Linked DNA regions of Mus musculus: region 1 is linked to region 2. The links are chromatin loops, found by intact Hi-C in ENCODE. Cell type or tissue: left cerebral cortex. All regions are shown on one strand. Links, peaks and the distances in the headings refer to the core of each region. The heading gives the core; the rest is flanking DNA. Region 1 overlaps Nrcam (neuronal cell adhesion molecule). Region 2 overlaps Nrcam (neuronal cell adhesion molecule).

Region 1 (5,383 bases), core at 235-5,234, 69 kb before region 2:
GCCTTCCCACACTAAGCAGCAGTTAAGGTACTCCCTTACCTGCATGGCAATATATTTATCACATATGGACAACTGTGAATTTGAGACAGCCAGACATGATTCTAGTCTGTGTCAAATTGACAGCCTGGGAGAGCATTATTGAGTGCTTCCCTGTGTAGCAATCCCATTTAGGATCCTCCATATGGAAAGTTATAAGTTATCCTGTCTTCCCAACAATCCCTCATAGAAAATTCGCGAGCTGATGACAAGTCGACTCAATGGGTAAAAGTGCTTGCTGCAAAGCTGACAGCCAGAGTTTACTTAGCCCCACATGGTAGAAGGAAAGAATGGACTCCCACAAGTTGTCCTCTTAACGTTTGCACGTGTGCTGCCCCCACATGCACAGCCTTTCTCCCTAGCACAATAAATACAATGAAATTTTATAACAAATTCTAGCATCCTACTCACTGATAAGGACTCCACCATGCCAGCTGGTAGTCAGTTGCTGAGTTCACACACACACTAATACATGAAGTGCCAGACCTAGGTAGCTGGTTCTTACGAAAAGTTCTGCTGTTTCTATTCCTTTTACTTTTACTCTGTCATATCCTATACCAATCAAGCACCTCTCCTCCTTCCACATATAATTACCGTGCAACCTGTCTGTAAGCAAGCACATTTTGCCCTTGATAACTTTTTGAAAGGGCTGATGGAGTCCTACTATGTACAAAGGGTTTTCACATGTCTGCTCACGGTACTCTACCAGGGGTGTCTTCATGCTGTTTTCCACATTACCAGGGATTCCTCACATTATACCACATGACAGCCTTGGTCTATTAAAAGAATAACAGGTTAAGATAATAGAGAGGAGACAGTCTTTAAAAGGCTAGTTTTCTGCATGGGTAGGTAAAGGGAGGGGGTTGAGAGTTCAAGACCAGCATGGACTACAAAGCAAGACCCTGACTTCAAAACTGCAACAGTAACAATAACAGTAACAGTAACAATGACAATAACAATAACAGAGTTCATTCTGTAATAGGTAATAAAAATCAATCAGGAGAGTTCTGGGCATGGCCAGGGTTCCCTTCAACTCCTACACACCGACAAAGCAGATGAACACTGACAATTCAGAGTCTTACTTACACTACAGTTTCAGAGCCAGCTGCGCTCTGGCTTCCAGGCTATCCTCTGCAGTCACTCTCCTCAAAGGGACTGGTTAATTATTTTCTCAAAGGCCTTCTATGGTGAGATACTGAGAGACCCAATATTAGTACATTCTAGCCTTTAACCGGTACTTAAAGCCCTCAGTGATCTAACTGATATATTCTAGCAGCTGATTTATTCTAGTTACCCATAACTAGAATAAAATAAAGAGCCAGCAGCCAAGCTTTGCCATCACGAAGTAGTTACAATTCCCACATTTCACAAACACTTTAAAGGATATTTCATAACTCAATAGAAAAAAAGTCGCATTGCCTTATAGTGTTTTAGATGTAGAAAATTGATAGAGCTTTTGAGACAGGATGTTAGATCATTAGAACTACCAAAGTCTTTTGGTAAAATCTAGTTATTTCTAATACATTATATTATATGGACATCAACTCTTTTCTCAGCAGAGTAATGACAGGAAAAGAAAGAACGTAATAGGAGACTGTGATATGAAGGAGAGATGTAGGAAAACACATAAGATGCGGTTAACACAAAGTTAATGTGCACCAGGCCAGTGGCAACTGGAGCAAGAAGCGCACCTGTTCCACGCTTGTCAAGCCAGGTGTTCAGCAGATGCTGTTCAGATTTCTTCTGGGTGAGAGAGCAGACAGTGAGAGTGAAGGTGGTTGGAGTAGAAGAGAAAAGGGTGTTCTTCAAATAAGAAGAGACGCACCCTTCTTGACCCACAGGAGACTACACCATTCTCAACGTCTGCCGCTTTGTCTCCTATAACTACACCACCCCCACCACGTTCCCAAGCCTGACCAAGGCTAAAAGAATCAGAGTGGGTGTCTGCTCAAAGATGGGTGGGATGTATAAAGGCTGTGAGATGACTTGGTGACTTGAAAGGGAATTAAGAGTGACCCACTAAATACTAACACATTCCTTTTCTGCGTTAAGGGTGACTAGGAAACAGGAAGAAAGAGTGAGACAGCAGTTTGGAGCAAGAACAAAGGTCACACAGACAGCAATATGAGCAACCATGAGTAAGCGGAGGATAGATGAGGTATTAAATGGGGAATGAACGTGGGGTCAGCCAAGAGCTGTAGGAGCAGAAACAGGTTCTTGTGACCATGGCACTGACAGGACATTTGACAAATGATTAGCACCTGCCACCCTTGTGTGGCTGTGATAACCAGGCTAGAGCCCAAACACTGCTCTAGAACTCTAGGAGGATTGGCAGAATTGGACTGTGATTAAGGTGTCTTCTTCTCTCTTTTCCACCCTGACCTTTACAACAAACATAGAAGGAAGGTAGAATGTTACATGGGCAGCCTCTCGGCAGCACTGTTTTCTGTCATCCCTACCCTTACATAGTTCCCTCTTACAGTAACTCTGGGTTTGGCCAGATGACTAAGCTTCGGCATTGAAATTCTGGCAGGTATCCTAGGAGCAGGGGTGTGATGAACATGGGAAGTAGGAACTGAACTAATGATGATTGAAGGTCCATGGAAAGAGACCTTGGAAGGAGAAAAAACATCCTTTGAGGCTTTCTGGCCTCAGTTGAAAGCAGTAGAGTCAGCGATTTGTTAAACCACATACAACAGCCTCCCTGCCAACCCGTGGATGTGGTCAGTGTTGTTTTAAACCACAGGATTTTGATGCGGCTTGTTATACACCCACAGATATCTTCAGCAATGGATGAAGACAAGTTAAGGTATTTTTCTAACCAGAAAGAACCCAACACATATTAGCAGGACTGACAAACCCAAAGCACTGGTATCTTTCCAAGATCATGGCTGTACACACTGGAATTCAAACTGACCAAATTGTCTTGTAACAGATTCCCCCCCTCCCTGAAGCTGACATATCTTTTTGCATTTTTTAGAAGCTAGTATTCTTTGTATATATTAGTGTACCCTAAAGGTACATACTTGGGTTGTGTTTCTCACAGGTATCTACAGTCAGCAAATAAGCAAATGACAATTAACAATAGTATTAGTTTTCCATAAATTTCTTATACTAAAGCGATTGTATATAGTGCCCAATTTTCTGTCTTAGGCATTATATCCATTTATTTCTAATGTAGAAAAGCAAAAGTGAAGCTAGAAACAGGTTGAAGGGCTTCAGTACTATTGACTTCTCCTCCTTTTCTGTCTCCAGCAACCACAGCAGTGTTCTGACGGTGCTCAGCCTGGTCCTTGCTCTCTCATGCTCTAAATAAACAGCATCAGAAGAAGGAGTTGTGTGGAAAAGAAAAATAGTCAAGCCATAGAAACCGGCCTCCCTTCATCACTGGGTTCATCTGCCAACTGATTGCTTTTATATAATACAAGAGTTAGTTAGAAAACTTCTCTAACAGTGACGTCTAAAAAAGAAATGTATATATATGGCAATTTACTTTTGAATACTGGCATTGACAGTGAGGCATTTAGAAAGATTTCTAGTGACTAAGACAAGCTTCAGCCCTGCTTACCTTCCTGTCAACTGGAATTTCTCTGCTGACACTGAAAAGGTGCAAGGCTCAGATGTAGGTTATTAAAACCTTAGCAAAAATGCTGGCATTGATATTTTTGGTGAATGATGCTTTATCTTTTAGTCAAGCAAATAACCCGTGTCAAAATAGCAGCCATTTAGGAATACAAAAAGCATTTTTGGAGTGCTTGCAAGGTTGTTATTTGTGGGGGGGGGGGGGGTAGGGAGACTATGTCAGGTTTCTAAGAAAACTGTTACTGTTGCTGAAATAAAACTTTTAAGACAAGGATGTGTCACAAGGGAAAGTATCTCAATATGTGCAAATTTCCTAACAGTGCAAAGCAAGGAGGAGAGGAACAAAAGGGGGGAGTAACCTATACTGCCACAAGAAATTGTCTAGCATCTCAGTGCTTAACACAATATAATTTATGTCTCTCTTGTACTAATGTCCAGAAAAGGTGTCGGGGTCCTTGGCTCCAGCCCCTCTGAGGATCTCACCTTTTGATGATGTCATCTCAACAAACAGCCTCCTGAGTCTCCGTGCCTTACCTTTCTCTACCCAGAAGCAGAAGCAACACACTTTTTTTTTTCCCCATGGATTGGCCAGACATAGTCAGTGATTCCAACCTTGGAGAGTCAGAAAATGTCAGGGTACATGAAGAGTATTTAGTAGGTACTAATATTCCATCATTGAGAGCAGACCCTATTTCTTTTCATCCAGAATTGCTTTAAGAAAGAATCTTAGAAGTAATATTCAGCAGGATTTGCATCTTGTTGCTCTATCTCCATGATAAGTCATAGAGCAGAAAGCTTGGATGATGGTATAGATCGGACTGGCTCAAGACGCCTCCTTTGTCTCCTTCCAACCTACATTTCTGAATTCTTTTCCTCCTATAATCTGGCTTTTCTTTAAACATGGGTCTAGAGATAGAAGCAAAACCCCAGATTTATTAAAACCCAATAGACATCATTTTTACCACTCCACAGCCTTTTGTAATACTCACAGCAACATTTCAAAATAAATCGTACTAAGGTATCCAAGCCATGTATAATCGCAACAGAACCATGAAAGTGAAGGATAGAAGCTGACAAGACATGAAGAATTACATTTTCCACTTCTTATCAGTGTTGAGAAAGTTGTATTAACATAAACTCCAGAGCTGGAAATTGCTCGTTGGAGCCAGAAGCTGTTTCATACTAAGCACAAATCTCATCAGTTTTTAGTTGATACACAGTGAATATCACACAGGATTCACCAGTAGGACAGGGAAGCCATACATGACAGGTTCAACTCCTGATACATTGCATTTTCTTCAAACAGACCACGTGAAAATCAGAAAATATTTTAAAAAGAGAAAAAGCAAACCAATGAGCATTCATTTGCTTGAAAGGGAAATGTATCAAATCTATCCCAAAGAGAACGTCTACCCTGAACGTTTTAATGCAGTTCAATTTCCAGGACGTTCCATACTAGAAGGCCATGTTCTCTACAAGAACATAAGCATAAGAAAGTATGCCTGTTGGAAACGACATTTTTCTGTAATATGAGAGTTAATCAACCCAACATTTTGACTAAACTTTGGAATATTCTTCTGCCTGTACTGAAAGCAAGATGTGCCAGGAACCCCTTTTCCCGAAACCATTTACACAGACTCCATAGAAATTGTATTCCACTGCAAAGGCATGAGACAGTGTCCAGGGAGCAGGCAGGAAAAGCACTGGAAAGAACATGGCCCTTTCCCTCTCTCCAGTGAAAGAATCAGGGCGAAAGAGATTTGGG
Region 2 (5,383 bases), core at 273-5,272:
CCTGACTTTGATTTGTATCTAATAACATGGGATAAACTTCTCAACTTTAGAAAGATTCCTTCATTGTTGGGTAATATTAAACTTATGTTCCTATTCAGGTTTTCCATTAAAATAGTCGTCTGCATTTACAAATCAACTGAAGTATGAAATCAGATCTCCCTTTCAGTTTACTACCCATTGAGAATATGAGCACCATTCTCCTATGATGAACAAACAACTGAATCTCACAAGCCCAAATGAAGAAACAACTTTCCAGTCATCAACAATTAAACAATTCCAATCGCCTTTTAGACTGCTAGAGTTTTCCTTTTTCACAGTCTGCCAAGTGTGACCAGTCTTTAAGATGCGTGGATGACCTCCCATGCAGTAACATAGCCATAGTGGAAACTAGGTTAAGGGTGTGATTGCAGGGAAGTTCTTGCTCTTCACATTAAATGGTGGATTAAAGAAATTCCCCCATTTGAGCCTTTCTTTCAAATAAGAGAACACTTACACATTAGGGTAAATGATAAGTCTGAATATATTCAACATGAGACACGAAGAGACAGGAAAGATCTGGGAGGGATATTGGCTTCCCAAACAGTCCACAATTCTGGCATCTCACATCTTTCAGACACTACAACACATTAACAAGTTGAGTTGTGGGAATCTCAACTGAAAGCTAAGTTGCTGTAATGTCCGCCCTCCTCTCCCCCCACAACTTTCTTAGTCTAATGTCAGAGGCAATGGCTGAATAGCCTGGGGACATTCTGAACACAAGCATGCTTTAGAATTTCGGGAAGTTTCAGCATGTCTTTGTGAGACAAGGGACAAAAATTGGGAAGATTCTCTGTGTTCGGTTTTTGGCCAGATGAGTCCATTCACAAAGACAAAAATGAGATATTTCATCAGCTCTAGCAGCCTGCCAAGAGAAAGTTCTCATTAGTCACTTAAAAGGCTAGCCAAACAGATCAGCAAGTATGTATTTGGAAAGGTGAAATTCAGCCTTTTTGCTTCCTTCTCTGGAAGACAAGAAATTCTTAAAACCGACTATCTTTTTAAACAACAAGAAAGAGAAAATATCATATCCTGCCAAGAAAATCCCCTTAGAGCTATGGCACAATATCTCAGTGATTGGGAAAGCACTCAGGTTATGTCAAATCACTGCATCCTTCCAGTACAACCTCGAGTGACCCTCAGGATCGCTTGACACACCTTGCCTTCTGGTACAATCCTCATTCTCTAGGAACAACAACCTAAAAATAATCACTAGCCTTTGACCTCTCTCTGCGTCTCCTAACAAACATGCTACAGACTATTTACAGAAGGCTAGATATTATCACAGGCAATATTAATTTCTACATCACTGATTATGGGGGTCTCTGATGGTATTTTAGAATACTACAAGAATCCATCACATGAAATCAGTTTCCAGACAACACAATGATAACAAATTCAGCTGGAGGCATGAATCATTTCCTCTTAACTACAAAATGACATCTCAATAGATCAACTCTTCTCAAGAACAATGAGCAAAACATGCTGGAAGGATTTTGCTACCTCAAAATCTTGCATGCAATCTTCTTAATTAAACTCCATGAGAATTCATTTGTTTAATTAAACCTATGAAGTACAGAAGCAGACATCTGAACAATAGGGGCCTTATAATTCTTTAAGAGAGCTCTTGTTGGTTGAGATCTAGTTCTCTGAACTATGTTCCTGATTTCCACTTAAGATATTTTTCACCAAGTGAAATAGACTACAATCGGTGGCCTTTCAGAAGGCCACCCAGGCCAAGCATGGTCTGCTCTGGAGTTGGTAATCCTATTTGACACAAATGGAGTGGGATGTGAGGTTCAAAGAGTGGGAAACAGGGGCTAGGAAAGGCCTTGCCAGACAGAAGGCATACACTTAAACTCTCAGAACTGACCTTTCCCTTATTTTGAGATACAAGAAAAACAGGATGCCATATTTTCAGTTTTCTGATATTTGTTCACATGTAATAGGAATGCTTTTTAACCTTCAGTTACTTCAGGAATTTTTTTATGAGCAGTGCTATTTTCTGTGATTAAAGAGAAATGCTTGAAAAAAAGCACAAACATTACTTCCACACAATGACGAGAGAGCAAGGCTAGGTCCTTCTCTGTGTATTTGATCTATTCTCTTTGACAAGTGAAATGATAAATGTCTCTACATTTGTATTCTCCCTTCCTGTCTTTTGTCATGCTCTCTGATGAAAAGTATCAGACATGATGCTAATATTACACAATCACATATTTTATGGTATAATTCACTTTATAATCTTAAATATTATAAAAAAATGCACATCCTACCTTTGAAGTAGGTCTTCTTACTTGAAGAAGTGGTATTTCGTTTTAATTCCTTAAGCCAAAGGTTTTCTTAGCATTGCTCTGTGGATAGAAAAGTTGGGGGTGGGAGAATGTTAATAAGACATCAGTTCCCATCAATCAAAGTAGATTGCCAATAAGTTAACAGAGTCCCTGATGGGACACACAATCACAGAGAGAGCCCTGCGAGGAAGACAAATTATGAATACATTTGCCAAAACATCTCTCTGTTGGTTTCTATCAAAAGTGACACCAGGGAGGTGACTAGGATGACTATACATCATATTAATGGATTCTAACCTGAAGAGTCAGTCTGAATCCAATTTGGAGATAGAGGATTGTTTAGACAGATGAAGAAATACAGACAGTTATGCAGATATGTAGACAGACAGACAGACAGACAGTGTGGATAAAATACTTTCTGGCTGTGTGCTTTTGATTGGTAGTTAGGTTTTCTATTTAGGAACATAGGAAGTCTTTTGCCTATATTTGTATGTTCTACCTCTCAGTGAGGATCATCATGAGCTGAGGAAAACAGCTAAAACTTGAGGGGAAAAAAATCACACCTATAGCAATGCAAAAGCTCTATCTCAGGCAGCCCCTGACTCTCTGATCCACAACTCCTCTCTTCTGTACACCTCAGCATTTCCTAAGCAAATATACCAAAGAAGAGTTAGCCAGGAAAGGACGCCCTGGATGAGAAACAGAGCAATCACACTGAGCACATCACATCTCAGCCTTCAGACAAGCAATTCAATGCCACCCAAGGATTCCTAAGGGAGCATTTGTATCTTTTTGGACTTGGTATTTTTGAAAACAGAACTCGCACTATCGACCACTGAAAACATCTTTCAGAGAAGAGAAACAAGTATCAATTCAGCCACCCTGGGCTGCAGTCAAATGTTAGGACATCATCAATCTCAAAATTACCCCAGAAATGAAGTAAAAAGAGCATTGCAGTGAGTTCAACTGCTTCGATTTATCCATGGCTGATGAAATTTTATGTCTTAAATTTAAAGAAATTCTTTACCTCACACGTAAAGGTATTTTGACTTTCTTTGCATTTAATGGATTATTATCTTATCAGGGCAAAACCTTAGTATTCTGAAAGTCAGTGTTTCTTGGAATAAAACACAGTTTGAAAGTAATAAACATTTTCTTCCCTTAATATATGATAACTATATAGAAAAAGAAAAAGAACTTCTAATGTTATGTTGGAGAGAGTCTATAAAAAATTTGAAGCTCTGTCTTCAGTTAACAGCTCAATAGATACACTTGAGAAACATGTATATTGCAATGCCTATACATCTAATATTAAATAAATAAATAAATAAATAAACCATAAATCAGACACTCCTACTAGAAATTTCAATTCACTTGCTGATTGGGGCCACAGATGGAAATATCAGAAGCCTCTACAAAACACAGTATTAGAGAATATTGTGATCTTTCAGACAAAGGTATATTTCATTCTACAAGATGACTTTCCCCTGGAAGACCACTGACTAGAACCTTAAAGATAAATGAGAAAAGCATTCTGCTTGGAAGGGCATTAGTCACAAAGTAAGTAGCAAGGGCAAAGTGTGGAGAGTCTACCAACAGAGCAGTGAAACCCCAGGAATAACGAAGAGGATGGCGAGGTGGTACCTCAGACACCTTCAGGCTGTACCTAAAAACTGCGGAGTTAAGCAATGAAAGATGTGTAGATGAAAGTAAGGGTTTTGTTGTTGTTGTTGTTGTTTTCGTTGTTTTGTTGTGGTGATGTTTTTGTTTTGTTTTGTCTTTTTGAGATGTGCTACTCAACAGCCAATGGGATGATACTCTGGGGGGGGACTCTGTCCATATAACAAGTTACACATCAATTCAGAGCAGGCCTATAATCCCAGTATTTGGGAGGTTGAGGTAGGAGTTGTCAGAAAGTTGCAAAACCAAGACAGAATTAGAGGCAGTCAAGAGAAAAGGGTAAACTAAGTCAAAAGCTTCAGGAAGGCTTCATAAGTACCTATTCTGTGGTTGCCAGCAAGAAGGATACAGCCTTGAGTGGGAGCTCCCTATGGCACTTACACATCCAGGCACTTACACTTTTAACACAGCTAGGGTTTAAAGCCTCTGAGGTTCCCCATGCTACCTCTGTGGACTAGGGTTGAGTCTTCATGGTTCCTATCACAAAGTCTTCCATAGCTTTCCTGACAAGAGGCCTTTGCTCACAATATTTCACAAAGGTGTGAAAATGTGGCACTATGGTCTAGGGGAGGAAATAGCTTTGAATAGAGATTTTAGGCGTGATAAGAAAGGAATAAGGGGGGCAGGGAGGAGGTATGGGATGTGGAACAGTCGGAGGGTGGACCAAGAAAGGAATAAAATCTGGAGTAAGAAAGAGAGAGAGAGACAGAGAGAGACAGAGAGAAGGAAGGAAGGGAAAAAGAACAGTATAAGGTAGTTTTGATACCATGTCAATTGTTGTTTAAATATAATTTAGGCAAGGCAAGATGCTCTAGTAAGAGTACATATCCAATCTTGCATAGGTGGTTCTAAGGTAGTAGAGGGAAATGCTTTCATCCTACTATTTGTGTATTACCAGCAAGCCTCATCTCAAGCCTCTTACAGCAATTTCAAACTCCAAGCAAGGACCATAAAAATAGTCATAGTAATTGTGCAACCATGCCAATAAGTATGCCAAACATTCCTAGGAAGTGAATTTTTGTTCCATTCATCACTCTTGTGGTGACAACTGCACCCATGGCTTGCATCACTTGGAAACACATTTAGGTCAGCAGAATAGGGCAATTCATCATCGCTGTGGACCGTTTTACCAATAACCACGTAACAACCTAATTTGCTTTTCCAAAATGCAATCAACTTATCGTATTAAATAAAACTAATCCTAAGTCAAAAGGTCAAGAAAAATTTGATGTATCTTAGAGGGGACCTTCAGAAAAAATGAATGACATCGGTGAAAACCAAAGGCAAAGGCCACTGTGCACATAATAAAACAGTTACAGTAGTAAAAGGGAGTCAATTTAGCAAAATTGCAATAATTTAGAAAAAGTAAATAC

The links. Hi-C counts contacts between places; a loop is a spot of excess contacts. Peaks named below come from ENCODE experiments on the same cell type or tissue, not always from the same donor. Only the 100,000 strongest peaks of a DNase experiment are listed, where the experiment ranks them.
Region 1: a loop joins it to region 2, with 2.4 times the contacts of the local background. A loop is called at or near these places in 3 of 42 quality-filtered maps.

What each region holds. Positions count from the first base shown.
Region 1 is chr12:44,522,155-44,527,537 of GRCm38, reverse strand. The region is part of intron 3 of Nrcam (neuronal cell adhesion molecule); the gene reads right to left. Among named protein-coding and RNA genes, the nearest start is that of Nrcam, 200 kb to the right of the region's middle. In left cerebral cortex, for the core only: no CTCF peak of the experiment used is centred there; DNase peaks (open chromatin) are centred at 1,154, 1,332, 1,962, 2,578 and 1 more place; H3K27ac peaks cover 1,673 bases.
Region 2 is chr12:44,453,632-44,459,014 of GRCm38, reverse strand. Nrcam (neuronal cell adhesion molecule) reads right to left here. Exons shown (of 31, transcript NM_176930.4): 3 at 2,313-2,390. Among named protein-coding and RNA genes, the nearest start is that of Nrcam, 130 kb to the right of the region's middle. In left cerebral cortex, for the core only: no CTCF peak of the experiment used is centred there; DNase peaks (open chromatin) are centred at 855 and 3,069.